Linked DNA regions of Homo sapiens: region 2 is linked to region 1. Evidence: read pairs that join two places in POLR2A ChIA-PET (ENCODE). Cell type or tissue: MCF 10A. All regions are shown on one strand.

Region 1 (2,500 bases):
GGACTGCAGTGGGGTGATCTCGGCTCACCGCAACCTCCACCTCCAGGATTCAAGCAATTCTCCTGCCTCAGCCTCCTGAGTAGCTAGGATTACAGGCTCACACCACTGCTCCTGGCTAATTTTTGTATTTTTAGTAGAGACAGGGTTTCACCATGTTGGCCAGGCTGGTCTCGAACTCCTGACCTCAGGTGATCTGCCCATGTCGGCCTCCCAAAGTGCTGGGATTACAGGTGTGAGCCGCCGCACCCGGCATCTATCTGTTTTAATGGTTATTTTCTTCTTCACACTTAAAATTCTTCAAAATACCTGCATGTTTATTGCCTGTCTTCCCTACTAGAATGGAAACTTCTTGCAGACGTGGATTTTTGTCTTGTTCATTGTGGTGTGCCTCGCAGCTAGACAGTGCTTAGTACAACACAGGTACTCAATAAATGTTTGCTGAATTAATGAAAAAACACTAATAAGGTAGGATTTACCTTGATGATCTGGTTTTTTAAAAGCCCGCAATGAGTGTTGAATTCCACCAGGTTCAGCTACCCTTCTTCCATTTCTAGCTCATGAGGCCCAGGCCCATGTTGCCGAGCCCTGGTTCCTTCTGGTCTGTACTCTCATCATCCCCTCTGGATCAGCACTACCTCCACCAAATACTTGTCCAGCTCCTATTATATGACAGGTGTTGTTCTGAGCCTCGGGAGACAGAACTGAATAAAATGCACACAAGCATCTACTTTCACAGAGCTTATATTCTATGTTTTGGCCCAAATCTACCTTTGTACCACACAAACATGATAGAATCAGCTCTGCATCAGGGTGGCCTTGATGGGAATTGGTTCAGACAGTTTACCAGTTTCTCCTATTTGTCAGAAATGTAAGGGGTTCCTCAACTGGATTGCTTGGTTGTCCCATAAAAGAAAAGTGAAGCGGAGCCTGGCCTAGGATAATGCCAGGATGGCCTTAAGAATGGAGTACAAATAGCAAAGAAATGGAATCAACCTAGGTGCCCATCAACATGAATTAGATAAAGAAAATGTGGTATATATATATATATGCCATAGAATACTGCACAGCCATAAAAAAGAATGAAATCATGCTCTTTGCAGTGACATGGATGGAGCTGGAAGCCATTATTCTAAGCCAATTAGTGCAACAATAGAAAACCAAATAACATGTTCTCGCTTATAAGTGGAAGCTAGACATTGAATACACATAGACATAAAGATGGGAACAGTAGACACTGGAGACTGCTAGATGAGGCGGGAGGGAAGAGGACATGGGCTGAAAAGTATTGTGATAGGTACTATGCTCACTACATGGGTGACAGCTAATTTGTACCCCAAACCTCAGCATCATGCAATATACCCGTGGAACATACCCCTTAATCTATAATAAAAGTTGAAAATTTTTTAAAAAAAGAAAGAACGGGGCACAAGCAGGAGAACAACAAGGTCTGCTTGGCACCCACTCAGGGCCTCGCCCTGCTAGCAGCTGAGTCAGCCCTGTTTAAGAGTTATGGGTGGACCTAACGCAGTGACCCAGGCATAGGCATTCCAGCATCTACTTCCTGACTGGAGAAGGAGGGCCTTGGCTGGCCCAGGCTGGCTAAAGCTGGCCGTCCTGGGTTTGTCTTGGCTGTCTGTGGGCAAAGCTGCATTTTAAACTTGAAATAATGGTAAATTCACTAGTAACACTGTTAGAGACAATGTTTAATTCGAAAACTCCTGTGCAGTCCAAGTAAATTAAATTATGAGGATAAAGTTTCCATCTCAAAGAACAACTAACTGCTAGGATGACTTCCAACTTAAAAAAAAAAGAAAAAGAAAAAGTACATTCACCATATTTAGAATCACTTCATTGTCCTAAAGAGTCAACTTTTTCCTACAAAAAAAAAAAAAGAAACATTCACTTGACAATATCCCATGAGACCGCCATTCTAGGGAACCTGAGTGATAGAGTGGCAGAGTCCTCTGAAGTCACCCCCTTTTCACCTGCACAGGCTGACTGTTCCATGGGCCCTACCCCACGACCACCCCCTCCTTGTAACTTCACTGCCTGGCAAGTTAAGCGTGATCCTAAGGGCTGAGGGAAGTTCTGGAATTTAGGGTGAATGAGAAGTGTATTCCCAGATGAGCTGCTCCTTGTAAGTGATCAAGCTTCCTAATATTTTAAGTATTTGCCGGGTGCGGTGGCTCAAGCCTGTAATCTCAACGCTTCGGGAGGCCAAGGCGGGAGGATCACTTGAGGTCAGGAGTTTGAGACCAGCCTGGCCAACATGGTAAAACCCCATCTCTACTAAAAATACAAAAAATTAGCTGGGTGTGGTGGTGCACGCCTGTAATTCCAGCTACTCAGGAGATTGAGGCAGGAGAATCACTTGAACCCTGGAGGCAAAGGTTGCAGTCAGCCGAGATTGCCCTCTGCACTCCAGCCTGGGTGACAGAGTGAGACTTTGTCTCAAAAAAAAAAAAAAAAAAAAAAAAAATTTAAGTATTTGTCATCTCCC
Region 2 (2,500 bases), 260 kb after region 1:
CTCAGTTCCTCACTACATGACTGCTCCACAGGAGTGCATGAGTAGCTGGCTTCGTCCAGAGCAAATGATCCAAGAGCATGCAAGGTAGAAGTAGAAATGTTTTTGATGACCTAGCTTCAGAAGTCACTCTACATCATTTCCACACTGTCTTATTGATTTTCCAGGTCAGCCCTGTTCAGAGTGGAAGTATCCACCCAAGGGAGTGACTATGAGGTGTGAGAGAATCTCTGGGGGTTATTTTGGAGGCTGGCTACAACTCCTTTTTAAGTTCTAAAGTTCATGTCATATTAAGAGTAAAAGGAACTCATCTCCTGGTAGTGGTGTTATGAACAGAATTCCCTAGGTATTTGTTTATGTTTGTTTGTTTTGAGACGAGGTCTTCCTCTATGGTCCAAGCTAAGGTGCTGTGCTCACTGCAGGTTTAACCTCCTGGGCTCAAGTGATCCTCCAACCTTAGTCTCCCACATAGCTGGGATCTCAGGCGAGCACTACCACATCCAGCTAATTTTTAATTTTTGTAGAGATGGGGTCTCCCTATGTTGTCCAGGGTGGTCTCAAACTCCTGGACTCAAGTGATCCTCCCACCTTGGCCTCCCAAAGTGCTGGGATTACACGTGTCAGTTACCGCATTTGGCCCCCGTAGAAATATGTGGCTCTAGACTTCGTGCAATACCAGCTTTGGAAGGTATATTCAAAAGAATTTGAGAAAAATCTTTTGTTTTTTAAAGCAATAAGTGTTTTATTTTATTTTATTTTATTTGTTTGTTTTTTGAGACAGATCTCACTCTGTCACCCAGGTTGGAGTGCCCTGGTGCGATCTGAGCTCACTGCAACCTCCGCCTTCCAGGTTCAAGGGATTCTCCTGCCTCAGCCTCCTGAGTAGCTGGGATTACAGGCACGCACCACCATGCCTGGCTAATTTTTGTATTTTTAGTAGAGATGGGGTTTCACCATGTTGGCCAAGCTGGTCTCGAACTCCTGACCTCAGGTGATCCGCCCACCTTGGCCTCTCAAAGTGCTGGGATGACAGGTGTGAGCCACCACACCCGGCTTAAAGCAATATGTATTTTAAACCTAGGTAGGTTGACAATTAAATATAGAAATGATTAAGAAAATCAAACATGCTGGGCACGGTGGCTCACGCCTGTAATCCCAGCACTTCGGCAGGCAGAGGCGGGCGGATCACCAGGTCAGGGGATGGAGAACATCCTGGCTAACACGGTGAAACCCCGTCTCTACTAAAAATACAAACAAAACAAAACAAAAAACAAAAAAACATTAGCCGGGAGTGGTGGCGGGCGCCTGGAGTCCCAGCTACTCTGGAGGCTGAGGCAGGAGAATGGCGTGAACCCGGGAGGCGGAATGGCGTGAACCCGGGAGGCGGAGCTTGCAGTGAGCCGAGATCGCGCCACTGCACTCCCGCCTGCGCGAAAGAGCGAGACTCCTTCTCAAAAAAAAAAAAAAAAAAAAAAAAAAAGAAAAGAAAAAAGAAAAATATATTAGTCGTGTAGTACTTATTTAAAACATATGATCTAAGTAATTGACTTACATTTGTGATTTTAAGTGGAAATATTTCAAAATGTAAATGTAATATTAGACATTTAAAAGAACCTAAAATTAACATATTTTTAAGATTAATCGATTGCATATATATGAATCACATAAATACTTGAAAAGGAATTTTTGTCAGTCATACAACTGAAGTACTTGACAAAATAAATTAATTACTTTAAGTTTACAAATGCAGATAAAATACTTAAAGTAGGTTAAGTAAATTTATTTATTTATTTATTTATTTAAAAAAATTTTTTTGAGACAGAATTTCAGTGTCATTGCACAGGCTGGAGTGCAGTGGCGCGATCTCGGCTCACCACAAACTCCGCCTCCAGAGCTCAAGTGATTCTTCTGCCTCAGCCTCCCGAATAGCTGGGATAACAGGCATGTACCACCACGCCAGGCTAATTTTGTATTTTTTTGGTAGAGGCAAGGTTTCTCCATGTTGGTCAGGCTGGTCTCGAACTATCCACTTCAGGTGATCCGCCTGCCTCAGCCTCCCAAAGTGTTGGGATTACAGGCTTGAGCCACCGCACCCAGCCTATTCTGTATGTTTTTATTTTATTTATTTATTTTTTTGAGACAAAATTTCACTCCTGTTGCCCAGGCTGGATGGAGTGCAATGGCGTGATCTCGGCTCACCACAACCTCCGCCTCCCGGGTTCAAACGATTCTCCTGCCTCAGCCTCTCCAGTAGCTGGGATTACAGGCATGTGCCAGGATGCCCAGCTAATTTCTATTTTTAGTAGAGACGCAGTTTCTCCTTGTTGGTCAGCTGCTCTCGAACTCCCAACCTCGGGTGATCTGCCCACCTCAGCCTCCCAAAGTGCTAGGATTACAGATGTGAGCCACCGCACCCAGCTGTTTTTATTTTTTTTTTAGATAGAGTCTTGCTGTGTTGCCCAGGCTGGAGTGCAGTGGCGTAATCTCGGCTCACTGCAACCTC

What was found. ChIA-PET counts read pairs that join two places held together with the same protein. Peaks named below come from ENCODE experiments on the same cell type or tissue, not always from the same donor. Only the 100,000 strongest peaks of a DNase experiment are listed, where the experiment ranks them.
Region 2: POLR2A ChIA-PET joins it to region 1 with 5 read pairs; 3 of 35 experiments call an interaction of 5 or more read pairs at or near these places.

What each region holds. Positions count from the first base shown.
Region 1 is chr4:128,522,978-128,525,477 of GRCh38, forward strand. No RefSeq gene overlaps it. Among named protein-coding and RNA genes, the nearest start is that of LINC03140, 46 kb to the right of the region's middle. In MCF 10A, no CTCF peak of the experiment used is centred here; a DNase peak (open chromatin) is centred at 1,524.
Region 2 is chr4:128,783,449-128,785,948 of GRCh38, forward strand. No RefSeq gene overlaps it. Among named protein-coding and RNA genes, the nearest start is that of JADE1, 25 kb to the right of the region's middle. In MCF 10A, no CTCF peak of the experiment used is centred here; no DNase peak of the experiment used is centred here.